2 separate regions of the Homo sapiens genome follow, and region 2 is linked to region 1. The links are chromatin loops, found by intact Hi-C in ENCODE. Cell type or tissue: endothelial cell of umbilical vein. All regions are shown on one strand. Each heading gives the region's core, and the rest is flanking DNA. Links, peaks and the distances in the headings are about the cores only.

Region 1 (10,481 bases), core at 2,887-7,886:
TATACACACATATATTTTCACCTATTTTTAACATCTTGCATTAGTGTGGTATATTTGTTACAACTGATGCACTACTGATACGGCAATACTAACGATAGCCCATAATTTACATTAGGGGTCACTGTTTGTGTTACACATTCTATGGGCTTTGACAAATGTATAATGTGTATAGTGGTATCTCATTGTTTTAATGTACAGTTCTCTAAATGACAAATGATGTTGAGTATCTCCTGTATGTTTATTTTTTGGTGAGGCGTCTGTTCAGATCTTTTGCTCATATTTTAGTTGGGTCATTTGCTTTTGTATTTTTGAGTTTTAAAAGGAGTTCTTTGTATATTTTGGATACTAGCCCTTTATCAGATATGGTGGCAGAAATTTTTTTCCCAGTCAGTGGCTGTTTCTTCCTTCTCTTAAAAGTGTCTTTCACAAAGCAGAAGTTTTTAATTTTAATAAAGTCCAACTTCTCAATTTTTCTTTCATGAATAGTGTTTTTGGTATTGTATATAAAAAAGTCAAAGTCACTTAAGAGTTTCTCCTGTGTTATCTTCCAGCTGTTCTACAGTTTTGCATTTTGCATGTACGTCTATGATCCATTTTGAGTTAATTTTTGTGAAGGGTGCAAGGTCTGTGTTTGGAATCTTTTTCATTTTATTTTATTTTTTTTACTCATGGGTATTCAATTATTCCAGTAGCATTTGTTGAAAAGATTGGGTTTTTTTCTATTGAATTGCCTTTGTCCTTCGTCAAAGATCAGTTGACTACATTCATGTGAGTCTATTTCTGGGCTCCCTGTTCCATTCCATTGGTCTATTTGCCTGTTCTTTCACCAGTACCACACTGTTTTGAATACTGTAGCTTCATAGTAAGTTTTGAAGTCCAGCTATGTCGACCTGCTGACTTTGCTTTTCTCCTTCAATATGTTTTTATTCTGGGTCTTTTGACTTTTCAAATAAACTTTAGAATCAGTTTGTCAACATCCACAAAGTAACTTGTTGAGATTTTATTAGGATTCCATTGAATCCATAGATGAAGTTAGGAGGAAATGACATCTTAATATTGAGTCTTCCTTTCATTGTATATGGAGTATCTTTTCATTTATTTAGATTTTCTTTGATTTCTTTCATCAGAGTTTTGTACTTTTCCTCACATAGATTTTGGACATATTCTGTAAAATTTATACCTGTTTATTTCTTTTTGGAGCTAATCTGAATAGTATTATATTTTTAACTTTAAATTTCAATTATTCATTCCTGGTATATAGGGAAAAAATTGACTTTTTATTAACCTTATATCCTGCAACTTTGCTATGAGTAAGGTTGCTTATTAGTATTAGGATTTTTTTGTTGATTCCTTGGGATTTTCCACATAGACAATCATGTCATCTGAAAACAATTTTATTTCTTCCCTTCCAGTTGGTATACCTTTGATTTACTTTTCATGTCTTTTTACATTATCTAGGACTTACAGTATGATATTGAATAGGGGTAGTGAGAGGAGACATCCTTGCCTTATTCCTGATCTTAGTGAGAAAGCATCTAGTTTCTCATCATTAAGTATGATGTTAGCTATAAGTTTTTTACAGATGTTCTTTATCAAGTTGAGGAAATTCCCTCCATTCCTAGTTTATTGAGATATTGGTTGATTTTAATGTAAATATTAGTATATTTCAGCATTAAAGTAATCAAAATCTGTCTTAAAACATGGTAGGTACTCTTTTCTTGTCTAACATAAAATTTTTAAGTAACAACATATCCAATATATATCATATTTTTAAATGAAGATAAGAAATGGGCAATCCAATTAACTTGCAATGGGTATAGTTAAACAGCAAGGGCATTTTCCAGTCTTCAGTGAAAACTATATTTAAGCAAAACAATTCTCCAATCTTCCTGGTCACAATCACTTCTTTAAACTATTGTATCTACTAATGACTTTAAAATTTGGTCCATGATACTTAGCTGTATCTCCAATTACCTCATATCTATAATGATACGTTTAAAGTATTACGTTCCCTCTCATTTTCTCTTGATACACAGACAGGTACCACCTATAATAAACATCCAAAGGCAATTTCGTAATTTGTTTCATTCACTCTGGGTTGTTAACATATACACTGTATGTTATCCCAGGTTTCCTCCTATGACAATATTTAGGCTGTGTCTTGAATTATAGTGAACCAACATGTCAGAAGAAATATACAAATTCAGGGATGGTGAGATTGGAGGGGTTCATGTAAAATTCCTATAATACTAACCACCAACATTTTACATTTTGTTTCTAGAAAAATACCCACAAGTGTCCATAAAACACTTGAGAAATCATGTACTCTAGGCACTAAATATATGAAATGGATTACAGGAATGGAAATATGCCACATTTTATCAAAGATGGGTTTCCAATATGATTTTCTAACCTCATATTCTTCATCATTGACATGACTAGCAACCCAAATTAGGCTCAACCTAGGCTATTACCATCCATGAGCTGTCTGAAGGCCCTTCAACTCTTTACCCACTTATTTAAATTTTAGTCAGCAGAACTTTTGTTGTAGCTTTATCATAATAGTCTTCTGCTTTATTAAATTGCCAATCTCCCATAGAGATACAATACTGAGCCCAAACATTTTTTAATTTTTAAAGGAGGGGAATTAAATGCAGGCCAAAATGACAACATATTTCAATAGAAGAAAGACTCAACACAGATTAAGTTGCCATGCGCATGAGTTACTCAGCATGAATAAAAGCCTGGACAAGTGAAAACTGGTTTCTATATTCCCTGTCCTTTGAAGTCATCTCAGTAAATTCCTCCCCAAAAAAACCTGCAAATCTCAGAATTCCCTTCAAATTACTTCATTGTTTTTTTTATTCTCTTCTGCTTAAATCAGGTGAAACTTGAGGTTACTTGTCACTACCTTAAAATTTAATCAGTAGTCCTCTGGACTTACAAAGACAGACAGGTCCCTTTATATGGGCCAACATACTCATTTTTACTTTGCTTAATGTTCTGGCATATTGTGAAACAATTCCAAGTGTGTAAAGGGTACTTAAAAATAGTTAAGAATATTTACTATACTCTTTTACTGACTGTAACTTATTTGGCTTCATGAGCAACTGGCTGTTCTAACTCTGATCAAAGAATCACTTGGTTTTTTATTGATGGCAATGTGAAAAGTAAAATCCCTAAAAAACAAGCATGTTTTACAATGATAATAAAATGAGATATTGGAAAGTAGAAACAAGTTATACACAATGAAGTTATGGTTCTCAAAAGGTCACAACACTCTGGACTGATGGCATCTAAATGCCATTATTATGACTCAGAATTTTGCCTTCAAGCCACTGAACATTATGTTACAGTTAGGGTTTAAAAGCTGGTAGCCGTCTATCATTTTTATCCTTTGGTTGGGGCCTCAATTCTGCACTGTTCATTCTTTTGGGGTGCACATTTCTCTAGACCTTAGAAGGGGCATCTGGAAGATGACAAAATCCTGGTGTGGAACCAGAATATCTGGCTCTAACACTTAAGAGTTGTGTCAGTGTGAGCAAGCTTTTTGGTTTTCCTGGAGTTCAATTTCTTTTATGAAAGTAATATAGTAATACGGATGCTAAATTAAAAAAAAAAAAAACCTTGCACACATGGTTGTCACCAAGCAAGTGAACAGATTGGAAGGCGCCAAGTCCAATGGTGAAGGGAATACTCCGGAAGATGTGGCCACAGTTCAGGAGAGGTGATGTTGACTAGAATTAATGTGAGCCAACAGGTTTGCAGAACAAAAAACAATTTTAGATATATTTAACTATTAAAATCAATAGAATTTGAGTTAAATGGAATGCAGTTAAGTCAGGGTGGTGTCGTGTATCATTCTCAGATGTCTGTCTCAGGCAGTTGCAAACTTGGGGTGCCTTTCACTGAAACAGTAAGAGCAGGGAGTAGATTTGACAGTGGGATGGTTGAGGATGGGAATCAGAAGCAGTTGAGTTTGTTGTCTCTGTAACCTATAATGTGCAACTGGGAGCCAGACATGTGGTCTGAGGATGAAGGAGAAATGATCTAAAAATAGTAATAAGGAGTGAAAAGGACACCACCCCACTCTCAGCCCCAAGGTCTAAAGAGTTGGTGGCAAGGGATGGTATATTCAGGATAGAGCCAGTTCTAATTAAGGTGAGGAGTTGGAAGGAGTCTTCAGAGAAACAGGTGACTTATGGGAAGATTGCTGCAAGTATTCTTGCTCAGCACAGCTATAAACATACTGCCAGCCCCATCAACAGCAACAGCAACAGAGACCAGACGCAGAGTTCCAATTTCCTTTCTCTCTATTTAATCTTTTTGAAGTTTCTTATTCAATTTAAGAAATGCAAGTTACTACCTGCTATTACAAATACATCATCATCCTCTTAGAGCTTAAGGGGACCTTAAAAGTCATATAACTCCTTGAAACAACTTATATTCAAAGTCATAGTATCAAAGTACAAATTTCTACACAATCACAGTAAACAGAATCAAATAATTTTCTTCATGTGTCACTTGCAACAAAAACCTCATCTTTTGTAATGAGAGAGAGCAGGGACACAAACCTGGGAGGCAGGAAAGTCAGCTTCTTGTCTCCAAACTGTTGCTTTTTAGATGTGTGGCCTTTAGCAATACATTTAATCCAGAGACATCAGGGTTCAAACACGGAGCTAAATTAGATCACTTCATATATTCTATCCAGCTAAAAATTCTTAGGACTCTGTGAATGGAATGGCTACATAGAACCTTTCTGCTTTGGGGAAAAGTGGCATAACAGAGAGTTTCAGCTTAATGTATTTTCAAATGCCAAATTGGATTTGAAAAATTGATTTTACTTGTTCCCTCAAATATTTCAAGTCATATCTTTAAGAACAAAGCATTGTGATTCAGGTCCATTGCATGGACAAATTAGCTGTGGTTCTTGGTAGTTAAAAGTGGCAGAAAGACAGAAACAACTATTTGATAACATTATGTAATTTTACAATAAGGTAATTCTCCAGCCCAACCACCTTAATAATGTGCACTTTTGTTAATATATTTAATATATTGAGAAAAGTCATTTATAATCACTGTATACAGACTCATATGAAAAAAAGACATTTTCATTCCCATAAGAAATATTTCATGTGAAATCACATTTTTATGGCCTCATATTTTCTGATCAGACTTCCATCTTCATCAATATCTTATTTCTCAGTTAAAATTCTGGTTTCCCCTAATTATTATTCTGAGAAATTCTCCCTCAGAATATTCCCTAATCCCAGAAGGTCTCTATGTTCCTTCTACAACTGAATGATATGTCTTACCTCAACATTATTTAATATGTTCCTAAAATAAAAGGGAGTAGAACTTGGATATTTTTATTCATATTTCCCCTGCGGTTAAGAGCTCCCCTTTCTCCCGATAAATAAAAATATAAATATTGTTTTAACTCTACTTGCAATCTCATATAGTTCCACTTTGTAAGCTGTTTTCTAAAATATGAATTGAAGTAATAGGAAAATTAAACAAGGCTAGCCAGCTTAGTGTTTTCTATATTTAGTTGTTATGTTTTTCCTTCAGTACAAAATTCCACATAAGGTAAAGAAAAGACAATAAATACCAGAAAGATTATGGAGTAGCCAAAATGTGCCGGAAGCCAACATGAATATGAGGAAATTCATTAACAGATCCTTCTAAATGTGTGTATAATGATTAAATGTACAGATAAAATGATATTTTTATGGGATTTGCTTTGAAATAATCAGAGTAGAGGCTGGAAGTGGGGATAAGGAGTGGAGAGTGGAATTAGATTAAAACAAGGCAGTCATGGGATGATAGTTGCTTGTTCAAGCTGAGTAACAGGTACCTGAGTTTGTTATATAATCCTCTTTGCTTTTGTATGTTTACATTTTGAAAAATAACCTTTTATTAAATGCTTACTTTATTTTAAAAATTTAAATTAGACATTTTTTGTCCTGGAATGTCTTCTAAAAAACTGGGTAAATTGCTCATTCATTGGATATAAATGTTTAATATATTTTTTCATACATTAACTTCTTTCATCAAATAATGTTTTAATCTTAAGATGTCATAGTGGCCTTGTGAAATGTTTTCTTGAGACATAATCCATTAACTGTCAATCTACCATTATTTGTTCTTGACTTAATTTCCAAAGAACCATACAAACAGGCTTTGGCTTCCATTGCTTTCATTAGCCCAAGACACATAATTAGCCAAAATAAATAGAAGAGGGTACAATTATTCAGTCTCTATTCAATTGGTGATTGATAAATACTGCTCTAAAATCTATTTTATTGATTGCTTGGTTGATTGACTGGTGAAGACTTCATGAAAATGATCAAAATCAATTTCCTACACCAGGACCCACCTTAAGGGGCTTTATTTACCCAATCTAAACCTATCAAATAGTCTTTCTATTTATCTTATTTCATTCCGACAAACATATTTTGAGCATCTGTGGTATGAAAGCCACAGTTTTAACCTAGGAATTAAAAATCATTCAGACCCAATTGTTACTCTCAAGGAGGTGGATAGAAAAGCACATGGGAAATTATAAGGCAAGGCAGAATAGCTACAATGGTTTGGTAAGCAGAATAATGGTTTCCCAAAGATGTCCACATCCTAATCTCTGGAACCTGCGAATATGTTGCCTTACATGGCAAAAGAGACTCTAAAGATGTGTCTAAATTAAGGATCTTGAAATGAGATTACCCTGGATTATCCAAGTGGGCCCAATGGAATCAAAAAGATCATTTTAAGGAGGCACAATGTCTGAGTTAGAAAGAAATTTGAAGATGCTATGCTGCTGGCATTGAAGATGGAAGAAGACACCACAAGCCAAGGAATGCAGGCATTCTCTAGAAGCTGAAAAGGCAAGGAAATGGATTCCTCTGGAGCCTCCAGACATGAATACATTTCTACCAATACCTTGGTCTTAGCCCATATGACCTATTTCAGACTCTGACCTACAGAAGATGATAAATTTCTGTTCTTTTAAGCCACTAAGTTTGTGATAGTTTTTTAGAGCAGGAACAAGAAACATAAAGATAGGAACAAGATTACTTCTAACTACAGACATCAGAAACAGTTTTCTCAAAGGGAAGAACTGGAAATATGACAGAGATTACCACTTCACCCTTTAGATATGTACTGTCCAACACAATAGCCACTAACCACATGTGGCTATTTTAATTTTAACTTTTTTCTTTTTTTTTCCATTATACTTTAAGTTTTAGGGTACATGTGCACAACGTGCAGGTTGGTTACATATGTATACATGTGCCATGCTGGTGTGCTGCACCCAGTAACTCGTCATTTAACATTAGGTATATCTCCAAATGCTATTTCTCCCCCCCCCAATCCCACAACAGGCCCCGGTGTGTGATGTTCCCCTTCCTGTGTCCCATGCTCCCCTTCCTGCATCCATGTGTTCTCATTGTTCAATTCCCACCTATGAGTGAGAACATGCGGTGTTTGGTTTTTTGTCCTTGTGATAGTTTGCTGAGAATGATGGTTTCCAGCTTCATCCATGTCCCTGCAAAGGACATGAACTCATCATTTTTTATGGCTGCATAGTATTCCATGGTGTATATGTGCCACATTTTCTTAATCCAGTCTATCATTGATGGACATTTGGGTTGGTTCCAAGTCTTTGCTATTGTGAATAGTGCCACAATAAACATATGTCTGCATGTGTCTTTATAGCAGCACGATTTATAATCCTTTGGGTATATACCCAGTAATGGGATGGCTGGGTCAAATGGTATTTCTAGTTCTAGATCCCTGAGGAATCACCACACTGACTTCCACAATGGTTGCACTAGTTTACAGTCCCACCAACAGTGTAAAAGTGTTCCAATTTCTCCACATCCTCTCCAGCACCTGTTGTTTCCTGACTTTTTAATGATCGCCATTCTAACTGGTGTGACATGGTATCTCATTGTGGTTTTGATTTGCATTTCTCTGATGGCCAGTGATGATGAGCATTTTTTCATGTGTCTGTTGGCTGCATAAATGTCTTCTTTTGAGAAGTGTCTGTTCATATCCTTTGCCCACTTTTTGATGGGGTTGTTTGTTTTTTTCTTGTAAATTTGTTAGAGTTCATTGTAGATTCTGGATATTAGCCCTTTGTCAGATGAGTAGGTTGCAAAAATTTTCTTCCATTCTGTAGGTTGCCTGTTCACTCTGATGGTAGTTTCTTTTGCTGTGCAGAAGCTCTTTAGTTTAATTAGATCCCATTTGTCAATTTTGGCTTTTGTTGCCATTGCTTTTGGTGTTTTAGACATGAAGTCCTTGCCCACACCTATGTCCTGAATGGTATTGCCTAGGTTTTCTTCTAGGGTTTTTATGGATTTAGGTCTAACATTTAAGTCTTTAATCCATCTTGAATTAATTTTTGCATAAGGTGTAAGGAAGGGATCCAGTTTCAGCTTTCTACATATGGCTAGCCAGTTTTCCCAGCACCATTTATTAAATAGGGAATCCTTTCCCCATTGCTTGTTTTTCTCAGGTTTGTCAAAGATCAGATAGTTGTAGATACGTGGCATTATTTCTGAGGGCTGTGTTCTCTTCCATTGGTCTATATCTCTGTTTTGGTACCAGTACCATGCTGTTTTGGTTACTGTAGCCTTGTAGTATAGTTTGAAGTCAGGTAGCGTGATGCCTCCAGCTTTATTCTTTTGGCTTAGGATTGACTTGGCAATGTGGGCTCTTTTTTGGGTCCATATGAACTTTAAAGTAGTTTTTTCCAATTCTGTGAAGCAAGTCACAAAGTAGCTTGATGGGGATGGCATTGAATCTATAAATTACCTTGGGCAGTATGGCCATTTTCACGATACTGATTCTTCCTACCCATGAGCATGGAATGTTCTTGCATTTGTTTGTATCCTCTTTTATTTCATTGAGCAGTGGTTTGTAGTTCTCCTTGAAGAGGTCCTTCACATCCCTTGTAAGTTGGATTCCTAGGTATTTTATACTCTTTGAAGCAATTGTGAATGGGAGTTCACTCATGATTTGACTCTCTGTTTGTCTGTTATGGGTGTATAAGAATGCTTGTGATTTTTGTACATTGATTTTGTATCCTGAGACTTTGCTGAAGTTGCCTATCAGCTTAAGGAGATTTGGGGCTGAGACCACGGGGTTTTCTAGATATACAATCATGTCATCTCCAAACAGGAACAATTTGACTTCCTCTTTTCCTAATTGAATACCCTTTATTTCCTTCTCCTGCCTGATTGCCCTGGCCAGAACTTCCAACACTATGTTGAATAGGAGTGGTGAGAGAGGGCATCCCTGTCTTGTACCAGTTTTCAAAGGGAATGCTCCCAGTTTTTGCCCATTCAGTATGATATGGGCTGTGGGTCTGTCATAGATAGCTCTTATGATTTTGAGATATGTCCCATCAATACCTAATTTATTGAGAGTTTTTAGCATGAAGGGTTGTTGAGTTTTGTCAAAGGCCTTTTCTGCATCTGTTGAGAGAATCATGCGGTTTTTGTCGTTGGTTCTGTTTATATGCTGGATTACGTTTATTGATTTGCATATGTTGAACCAGCCTTGCATCCCAGGGATGAAGCCCACTTGATCATGGTGGATAAGCTTTTTGACGTGCTGCTGGATTCGGTTTGTGAATATTTTATTGAGGATTTTTGCATCGATGTTCATCAGGGATATTGGTCTAAAATTCTCTTTTTTTGTTGTGTCTCTGCCCAGCTTTGGTATCAGGATGATGCTGGCCTCATAAAATGAGTTAGGGAGGATTCCCTCTTTTTCTATTGATTGGAATAGTTTCAGAAGGAATGGTACCAGCTCCTCCTTGTACCTCTGGTAGAATTCGGCTGTGAATCCATCTGGTCCTGGACTTTTTTTGGTTGGTAAGCTATTAATTATTGCCTCAATTTCAGAGCCTGTTATTGGTCTATTCAGAGATTCAACTTCTTCGTGGTTTAGTCTTGGGAGGGTGTATGTGTCGAGGAATTTATCCATTTCTTCTAGATTTTCTAGTTTATTTGCGTAGAGGTGTTTACAGTATTCTCTGATGGTAGTTTGTATTTCTGTGGGATCAGTGGTGATATCCCCTTTATCATTTTTTATTGTGTCTATTTCATTCTTCTCTCTTTTCTTCTTTATTAGTCTTGCTAGCAGTCTATCAATGTTGTTGATCTTTTCAAAAAACCAGCTCCTGGATTCATTGATTTTTTGAAGGGTTTTTTGTGTCTCTATTTCCTTCAGTTCTGCTCTGATCTTAGTTGTTTCTTGCCTTCTGCTAGCTTTTGAATGTGTTTGCTCTTGCTTCCTCAGTTCTTTTAATTGTGATGTTAGGGTGTCCATTTTAGATCTTTCCTGCTTTCTCTTGTGGACATTTAGTGCTATAAATTTCCCTCTACACACTGCTTTGAATGTGTCCCAGAGATTCTGGTATGTTGTGTCTTTGTTCTCTTTGGTTTCAAAGAACATCTTTATTTCTGCCT
Region 2 (10,481 bases), core at 2,436-7,435, 270 kb before region 1:
GTTGCTTTCTTTGCTTGTATGCTTTGATGAAGCAGGGTGCAATGTTGGAGAGATCCACATGATAAAATATAGCCAACAGCCAGCTAGGAAATGATATTTTCAATCTATCAACCCTTGAAAAACTGAATTCTGGCCAATTTATCCAGTTGGAAGATCTTTCCCCAGTAGAGCCTTCAGATGAGACCCTAGCCCTGGCCAAAACCTTGAATGCATCATAAAAAACCCTGAAGCAGAAGATCCAGTGAAGTCATACCCAGACTCTTGACCTAACCAAAGTGTAATGTAATAAATGTATGTTGTTTTAAGCCACTACATTTGCACTAATATATTATATAGCAATGGATAACTAGTATGGAAGGGGTGAAGATCAATTCATAAGAACTCATTCTTTTCTGGGAATCTCTTTAACATACAGATGTGAGTGTTCTGAAATCATTTTTGGGCTAAGAGACCAGACACCCTGACCATATTATTAATTAATTCATAGGTAGTCTTCTGACCTGAACTGGGACATTAAGAACCTGGCTTCCAAGAATTTAATGCTTGAAAGAGAGAGATAATAGGGTAGAAGTAAGTCACATCACTAGGGTCACTCCAGAAAAAAAAGGCTGAAGAACTTCTATTTCTGAAGGTATAATTTAGAAAGTAACATTTCTGCCACTGGCAATGTAGGTGAATTTCAAAAAAAATCTTCTACAGATTTAGACAAAATAAAAAGAAAAACATAGAATCTATCCATAAAATCATTTCAACCATAATTCAGGTATAAGATAATGATTGCAGAAATTTATGCCCCCTAATTAAATTTCTCTAACTCAAGGAATATGCCAGTTCTGGCTGAGCACAGAGGCTCATGCCTGTAATCCTAGCACTTTTATGACTCTACAAAGAACTCACAATAAGAAAAAAGAAAACAAAAGTGAGAAAACACCATTATCTATGGTGCTGCCACTTGATTCTTCTACAGAATAGGGCAGCACTAAGGAATAGGGATGGAAGACAGACACAGTAAGCCTTTTAAGTTCCTGGAGACCAAGTTACATGAATATTGTAATTAAGCCAAGTTAAAAGAGATATTGGATCCAAGAAAAACTCCGATAAAATATTTAGAAATCTACTTTTTGACATAATACAGGGGGATAAACCTGGATTATAATTTACTATGACTTTTCATGAATCCTGAATCATCTATCAATGCAGTTACTAATACACAAAAATCACCAACAATCTAATAGAGAACCTGAAAGTTTCCTTTCTAGTTAAAAGAAGCAGTATTTTTGGTTCATAGTTAGGCACTAAATGATACTCAAAACTTCAGTGTCTATCCAGGGCGTCAGGAGGCAGCAGTTACCCTGAACAGAGAGACGGTAATCTAATTAGCATGGCATTCTTTGCTGAATGGTGAGACCATGGAAATTTGAATAGCCACTTTCCTTCTCTTAAATGTGTATTCATTATCAAAAGAAATGGAGAAACTGACTTGTAAAGCTGGAATGAGATGAAAGATTGGTTTTCTGTGTGGTCTTTCTTCTTGGAGTCTAATTCAGACTATTTACAAAGTCTACCAAAAGCATAACAAAGAACAATGGCCAGAACTCTGAATTATTTCAATCCCTTTCTTTTTTTATCCCTCAAGTTGGACACAGATATAACCATCAAGATCTAAATTTCCCCCGTCATTTTGGAGAGAATGTCTTACTGAAAGTCTCATGTGTAGATTTATGATAGAACTTGGCCCAATATCCTGTCTTAAGGGCATTCCGTTTTGTTTGTCATATTTTTCTGGTTCAGCAGCCGTTACTTTACGTGTTGTCTGTTAATGTATCTGTTAGTATATTCTGAAAAAGACTAAAATTATAGAAAGAATTTTGAAAATAGGAGAAATAATTTCATTTTTAATGAAATAATTGTGCTTTGGAAAAATATGAATAATTGGCTATCTAGATACCACAGAAGTTATGAGATTTACATAAAATATTTATAGAGTCTAACAATCTTAGATATGATAAAGTCCAACCCTGTTGTTTTACAAATAACAAAGCTGAAAAAAGGACTTGGAAAAAATCACACAGCTGGTTAGTTGTGGGCAATGTGGCTTAGGACAGGGATGCCACACATTCACCACTTCCTCCCTCTACCCAGTACACACTGCTTTCCATACCTATCCATGGCAAAAATTGCTAATCAGTGTTTTTCTTGCTGAACATAGATGTGGCCCGAAACTCATTCTCAACAAAGTGTTCCAGATAGGCCTTGTTATTTGGAATTCATACTTGAGTTGAAGCTATTTGTTAACCCTAGTCTAGATCTTTGTCTCTTGTATTCCAGTTCAGCCTTTTAATATTTATTATGCCGTAATTTTCACTGTTATGCAAATAATTTAGATAAAATATCAGTTCTATAATTATAAATGTGTGCAAATTGCACTCATGCATTTTAGGAATAAGTACTTAAGATTTTTGATAACATATACACATTGTGAATATATAACTCATCTTGGCAGTTTTTTCAGAAAAATTTAATGAAAAGAAATAATTCGGGATTAATTGTCATAAAATCTGATTTGAAAGCTTGTTAAGAGCTGTGTTTACTGGATAACATTACAATTATACGCCACACATGGTTTTACTAAAACAAAATGTCAAAGTGTTTCAAGAAGAAATCATTGTTTCTTGTTTTCACACTAGTAGCTAAAATAATTCCATAAAGAAGTCTCATGACATTAACATAAAACATCAAACACAGTTACAAGGTCTGTCTAAGAAGACATACAGTCTATTCCCTTCACTAATAAGGATTATATACCATGTGTAATAATTTGAAGGCACTTAATAAATCATTTTTTAAAATCCAAATCTATCAATTTTTTGTTTATATCCAATCTTGCAAAGGAGAAAAAGGATGTAGTCTATTAAAGGAAGGGATATCAACATACAATAGGAAAGAAAAACTATAGTGATTATAGCAAGGCAAGGCATCTTAATGGAGAGTGTTTTAAACCAAAACTGTGTTACATTCAGCTACATGTGGCCTGAGGATGCCTCTGTAGTTTCAGTCCTTTCAGAGGGAATTGCAACCTTAGTATGTAAACTAATCTAAAGCCTACTTTAGGAGGTTACTTTTGTAACAAATAGCTGAGTCTCAGCCAATCAAGCAGCCAAGCTTTAGTCAATCACGGGTTTCCTATTGATTGGATCATGTTCAAACAAGGCAAATGCCTAGCTGTCACCAATCAAGCGGTAACCAATCAGACTGTTTCTGTACCTCACCTCTATTCTCCATCCATAAAAGCCGCCTTCCCACATTGCTGAGTGGAGCTCTCTGAGCCTCTTCTAGTTCTAAGGACTGCCAATTCTTGAACTGTTCTTTGCTCAATTAAACACTGTTACATTTAATTCATCTGAAGTTTTCTTTTTGGTTTGTTTTTAACACCTGAATTCATGTTATCTAGTGATCTGTGTTAACCCAAAACTAAAATTATGACTCCAACTAAAGTCCCAAACCTACTGAAGCCCTGATAGTGGAATGAGAGGGGAATGCCTGTCACTTAAACCTCCTTTTATCTGGTACTTTTATAGCTGAAAAGAGTAGAATATTTTTTTAAAAAAACATATTTTTCTACCTAACAATTGTTTTATTCCAAAATGAAATAATAATATTCAAAAATAAAAAATATTCAGAGAAAATTTGTGCTGAATATACAAACTAATTAATTGAGCAGCTGAAATTCTGCTTCAGAAAACCAGGGCTAAAAATTTAAGCGTGGACAGGAATCAGGATTAGTTAGTTGGAGGGAATAATTTAGAAACACTGCTGCCAAGGTAACCTTTTCCTAATTTGAGGAAGATCATCACATTCCTCATATGCAGTGTTGATAAATAGTGGCAAGAGATGGAGTGAGGAGGGTTATGAAAGTTAGTTATTTTCCTCTGAAGTCTTAAGTAGGTTGTTACTCACATGAAGTCCTTGATCCCTCCATGAGATAGATAGACAAGGTATTTTCTCCAGAGTTATTCTGACTCTAAGATACAGAATTTTACCTCTGAAGTGAAATTAAAAGGTGACTGATAATGTTAGTAGATTTGTGAGCAGAGAAGAAAGTTGTACGCAGATTTTTTATATCTTATTAAATCATTTTTGAATACAGCTTTCATAAAATCCCTTTGGAAGAAACTGCTAGTTTTCATCAAAATCCACTTTCGCTTTCTTCCACGACAAAATATTGTCGTTGGGCACATAGTCTAGCTGGGAAGACACTTCCCAGACTCTTTCGCAGCCCAGTCTGGCCATGTACATAGAGTTCTCTCCACTGCAATGTAAATAGAGATGATGTGAGCCATTTCCTTGTCTTTGTTTTGTTTTAATACTGGTATTTATTATTTTTTCTCCTGTCCTGTGCACTGGAATGCACATACCTGTGACCCAGTTTTTAGCATACAGATGAGGACAATGCCCTGGGGGAAGACAGAATAATAAGGTAAAAGAGACCTGGGTCCCTGAATCACTGTGCGGATCTGAGATTTCTCAACAATATGGTTTATCTAAGGATTGTTATGTGAGGGAAGAATAAATTAATTTTTTCTTTAAGTCAAAATATTTGGGAGCTTCTTTGTTGTAGTAGCTTTTATACTAAAAGATTTTCTGCAGATATTTTTAAATTATTATAAAGTGTGTGTGTGTGTGTGTGTGTGTATGTTTAAGTTAGATGTATAGATATAAATGAAAAAACAGTGACTATCCCTGTACCCTTCACTTATAATAAAACATTACCAACATGGCTATATCTCTTGCATACTCTATATTAGTCCAAATTTTCCCTTCCCTCAACTTCCAAAGTTACCATCAAGTAATCTTGAATTCGATGTTTATTATTACCACACGTTTTCATAGTTTTACTGAATATGTATTTTCCAATATATAATGTGTAGCTTTATTTGCATGTTTTAGAATATTATTCAAATGTTATCTTTATCTGCTTGGAATCTTAGTTGCAAACACAAAAGAATCTACTTTGGCTACTTTAACTACAAAAGTAATTTATCATAGAATATTATGTAGTTCATAGACTCTCTAAGATCCTAAGAAAGTTAGAGTCTGAAAATATACAGTCCAACACATCACAAAATCTTATCTAATAAAAACACTCATGCTTCTAATCAGCAACCATGAAGCTGTGGGATGTAGAGGAAATATTTTTGTTTCTGCACTGTCTGGGCTTTCTGAATATATTTCCTGAAAACTCAGCATCTTGGGATAAGAGCCAGGCTTGGGAAGTTAATTTACAGTGGAGTAGATAGTGAGAGAAGTCCAGAGAGATTTAGCTAACTCTGGGTAGTTTACATTTTAAGAGAAAATGAGTCCCAGGACCTTGGAGAAATCCATAGCTTACAAAAAACCAGAGAGATATGCAAGGCTTATGCAGCCCCTGTAAAGATGTATGTGCATTCCAGAAGGTGAGAGTGAGTACTCAGGATCCTTTGCACTCCATCTCTGCAGGGCAAAGGTTTTTCCCCCTTTCTGGAGGGAAGGGGGAAACAGCTGTCTCTTCCTCCTGTATGGAAGAAGAGAATTCATTTTTCTCACTGAGAAACTATTTAGCTACTCATATACAAGATTTTTCCACCTGGCTTTCATCATATCACCCCAGAGGTAAGGACTAAAGTAAGGGAGAATCACATGCTTATTTATTGTAAGGTAATAAATAAATAAATAAATAAATAAATAAATAAATAAATCTCTGATCCAGAAAACTTCAGGTGCACATTCAGAATAAAACTAATAAAGATGAATAAAACAATCCCAACAATGTCTGGGACCAGATGCTAGAAATTCTCACACTGCTTCTCCCTAAAAGCACTATACGTCACCTCTCTAGTAGCCAGATGCTTATGTCAGATTACTGGGGAAACCGGCTCTGAGGTAGAGATTTCTGTGCAAGGAGTTTATCAGAAAACACTCTCAGGAACAACACCTGTAAGAGAGTGAAGGCAGTAACATTGGGTAGAGAGAGAAAACTGTACCAGAGGCCATAGTTAAGCCCTTAGGGAGCTTTGAACATTCAGAGTTATCCCCAATTTAGACCAAGAGGTTGGCCCCCCAAATTTACCAGTCATTAGATATGAGCTGTCTGGAGAGGGGACAGAGACAGGTTTTCTTTGGCTGCCCTCCAAGAACAAGACTCAGAGACAGACTAAGCTGATTGCTATCAGCAGCAACACTCATGGCAACTGCAAGATGAGTGCCTTAACCTTGAAGAGGGAATCTTGGCAGTCCCCTGTGACATCAACCATAACAAATCACATCTTCCAAATGTGGCTATCTCCTCACATTCTCACATTGCTCACTTCTAAATCTAAGACCTGCATGGATGTATCTGATGGAAGGACTTTCAGAAGCATGGTAGTCAGAAAAGGCATATCTAAATCCACGTGTGTATTCCAGTAAGAGCAAAGGGCTTTCCTGTCCACGATAGAAAGTGCCCATCATATTAATATGTTATCAACTGGCTGCCAATCCTCCAGAGTATGAAACTGTAGTTTGATAGGTCAGGAAATGGGAAGTGGGGAGGGAGGTGGTGTCAGCATTGGGTACTACCACTGAAAACCTAGGTACTTAGCAGTGTCAGTAACCTGGTGAGCTCTTATGAAGGAACATCCATGTTGAGCTGGAAAGCCTTCATATTAGAAAAGATTTACAGTCATTTCAGACTATCGGTGAGAGTAGACACAGACATAAGTAAAATAAGGTTTACTTATCTAAGTAAGACATTCTTATCCTACTATAGAAAAAAGTTAGTGCAATCAGAATATGGCAAAGGGATCAGGACAATTGTCCTTTAATAAATGTTGGTATGTTGGTATAAATGTCCATGTTCCCCTAAAAAAGAAAATAATTGCAGGTGAAAAATCTGATTGAAACTTATGTCAAGGTTTCTGGAAGCCCAAATGCTCCTCTTCCACCCCAGTCGAATATATTTAAACCTAGAGAAGTTCTTCACACAGACTAATCTGGATAAGTGCCAGTGACTATACTACCCAAACCTGGTAGATTATATTAATCTGGATGCTATACAACATAAAATATAAGACTAGATTACAGTATAGTTCAATCTGCAATTCCATTATCAAGGACTCGTTGATCACCCTTGGCATCTCTAGTTTTAGTGCCCTCCTGAAATCAGGGTTAAGAAACTGGAGCAATGTTGTATCTATTGAAGCTATTCCTGTTGACCCTGAAAGTGTACTGCTGTCTCTGCTGGGTGGAAGCAACTCTTTCAGAACTAGTTATTGAAATGAGGGGTGGGGATGGGAGTGGTGAGAATAGCATTTTTCAGATCAATCAACTATGAAGGGCGTGTTAATTTGATCTGGTAAAGACTGTGTTAGTCTGGTCTTATGTTGCTATAAATAAATGCCTGAGACTGGGTAATTTATAAAGAAAAGAGTTTTGGCTCACAATTCCACAGGCTGTACAGGAATCATGGCTGGGGAAGCTTCAGGCAGCTTTCACTCATGGCAGAAGGCAAAGCTGGAGCAGGCATCTTCACATGGCTGGAGCAGAAGGAAGGGGAGGTGGTGTGGAGGTGCCACATACTTTTAAACAAACAGATCTCGTGAGAACCCTATCACGAGACAGCTGGACTGTCACGAGACTAGAGGGATGGTGCTAAACCCTTAGAAACTATCTCCATGATTCAATCACCTCCCACCAGGATCCACCTTCAATATTGGGGATTACAATTTGGCATGACATTTGGGCAGGAACACAGATCCCAACCATCTCAGAGACTACATCTACAATGGAGTTACCAATTTACTAAGCCTACATACATAACCTTTATTCTCCAAGACCCAAGTAAAACAGGTAAGCTAAATGAGCCTGTAATAAAAATAGCCACATCTTCATCTTACAGTTTTTGATAGTGGAATGAGTCTCTATAGTTCCCTGGAGTTGTAGTACTTCTTACATTTTGGCAGGGAATTAGTATTGCAGTGTCTACTGCTTGACTCTTCTTCCATTTTCTTCATGTCATTTTGGAAATGTGCTGAGTATATCTAATCTAACAATAATTCTTAAACAGGAGGTAAATAGTAGGAGGCTAAGTTTTCACCTGATAGGCCCACTGTGACATGGTCTTGAGCCAAAAGTCCATTTATTTCCATTTAGTAAACCCTAGATGTAGTTTTATTTATTTTTATTTAATCTTCACAACCAGTATTAAGCCCGTATTAAGTTCACTTGTCTGAAGTCAGAAAGTTGGAAAACTAGGGCCATAACTCAAGTTTCCTGATGCTTAGTTCTTTTCTCTTTCACTTTATCAAGCATTAGTGATGACTAATTATTATGACTTTTGACCCTAGAGAAGAAGGGCCATTTACATGTAATATGATGTAGTCTTAAGTACCAGGAAAGCCAAAATAAGGTTACATCTTTTCCAATAAGTGCTCCAGTCAGAACACCATTTACATGTCTTTATCATCTTCCATTGAGAAGAGTAATAAAAATGGGAGAACTCCTGATCTATAAATGATGTTCAGCCTGAAGATTTTTCTAATTAAAATTTCACACATAAGAATGAATATCTCTAACTTTCATGACAAGATGTTGACTTGATGATGCCTACTGCAATTGTGCCTTTTTAGTCTGACTGGCAGCCTCTATCCAGTGCAAGTTCCTATAGCACAACTGGGATTTAAACAAGCCCCGTGCCAGAAATATTTACCCCAAAGGTTTCCCCACTGAGTGCAAAATAAGCTTGCATTTAAGCAGCTCTATTTCAGTTGCTGCCTAATGAAACATTTAACAACAACAAAATGCTTTCTTAGCAAATATGTCATAATATAGAAAGAACTATGGTGCAGAAAGACACATCATTTATGAGAAGCATGGTGCAGACCAGGAGGTGAAATGGGACAGTGATAACAGTTTATAAAAATTATAAAGAACTTTAAATATCTTTTTAAAAAACCTGAGCAATAGGAGTTTGCTAAGTTTGTATCTTTTATGAGAACAGAAAACTTAGCCAAATTTTAAGGGTGAAACGCTCACCCAGGAAAATCTAGTAGAAGAGAAATGGAAAACTCATGTCTTTGAGTAGGAAAACTGATGTTATGAACATATTCAAAAGCAAATTATCCTGGTAACAGAGCTTTATCATTTTGTATGCCTTTGGATATAGATATGATTCCATATTTCAGACTGGCCCATTCTCCACTTTAAAAAGGAAAGAGAAAAGGAATGGCAAACTGCTAGGTTGGCTGGGACAAATTATTTCTCAATAAAGAAATTGTTGCCATATGGCATCTCATTGCACTTTGGTGGCCCTTAACTCATGGCATAAGGGAACATGATAAGAAAAAAAGAAAAAAAGTTATCCTTCTGTAGCTGCTCCCTACTCCATTTCATGAGAACAATTCCCTGTTTTACAACAATGTACCCTTGAGTAGAAACTATCAAAAATGGCAAAAGGAGTTAAAAATCAATCCAAGGACAAAAAGGGCTTGCTCTCCTACAAAAGCTGCACTTCTCCTTGCTGCTGTTGTGTGAAGAAGGACATGTTTGCTTCCCCTTCCACCATGATCATTAGTTTCCTGAGGCCTCCCCTGCCGTGCTGAACAGTGAGTCCTTTAAACCTCTTTCCTTTATAAATTACCCAGTCTCAGGTATGTCTTTATTAGCAGCATGAGGATGGACTAATACACATGGTATGTCTTTTTTCTATCCATCTACTTTCAATCTATATGTGTGTTTATATTTAAAGTTGGTTTCTAGTAGACAACATATATTTGGGTCTTTTTTTTAATCCACTTTGATTTTTTGTGTCTTTTAATTTAAAATCCAATTACTTTTTTAAAATGATTGAATTAGGCCAGGCGCGGTGGCTCACGCCTGTAATCCCAACACTTTGGGAGGCCAAGGCAGGTGGAACACAAGGTCAGGAGATCGAGACCATCATGGCTAATACGGTGAAACCCTGTCTCTACTAAAAATACAAAAAAAATTAGTGGGGCGTGGTGGTGGGCACCTGTAGTCCCAGCTGCTCGGGAGGCTGAGGCAGGAGGATGGTGTGAACCTGGGAGGCGGAGGTTGCAGTGAACCGAGATCGTGCCACTGCACTCCAGCCTGGGTGACAGAGCGAGTGAGACTGTCTCAAAAACCAAAACAAAACAAAACAAAAAATGATTGGATTAATATCTACCATATATGTTATTGTTTTCTATTTATTGCACTTGGTCTTTGTTCCTGTTTTTCTCTTCTATTCTTTAAGCCTTTGTGGTTTCCACTGAGCATTTTTTAATGATTGAATTGCCCCAAAGTTTGCATTATATATTTAGTAACTAATCCAAGTCCATGTTCAAATAACACTATATCACTTCACAAGTACCGTGGGTACCTAACATTAACAAAATGATCCTAATTCCTCCCTTTTTTTCCTTTGTATTATTGCTGTTCCTGTCACTTATTTTATTTATACATTAAAA

The links. Peaks named below come from ENCODE experiments on the same cell type or tissue, not always from the same donor. Only the 100,000 strongest peaks of a DNase experiment are listed, where the experiment ranks them.
Region 2: a loop joins it to region 1, with 7 times the contacts of the local background. A loop is called at or near these places in 9 of 110 quality-filtered maps.

The regions. Positions count from the first base shown.
Region 1 is chr6:56,294,495-56,304,975 of GRCh38, forward strand. It overlaps a transcript of COL21A1 not described here. Among named protein-coding and RNA genes, the nearest start is that of COL21A1, 52 kb to the left of the region's middle. In endothelial cell of umbilical vein, for the core only: no CTCF peak of the experiment used is centred there; a DNase peak (open chromatin) is centred at 5,617; H3K27ac peaks cover 609 bases.
Region 2 is chr6:56,020,767-56,031,247 of GRCh38, forward strand. No RefSeq gene overlaps it. Among named protein-coding and RNA genes, the nearest start is that of BMP5, 150 kb to the left of the region's middle. In endothelial cell of umbilical vein, for the core only: no CTCF peak of the experiment used is centred there; DNase peaks (open chromatin) are centred at 4,285, 5,225 and 6,185; H3K27ac peaks cover 3,404 bases.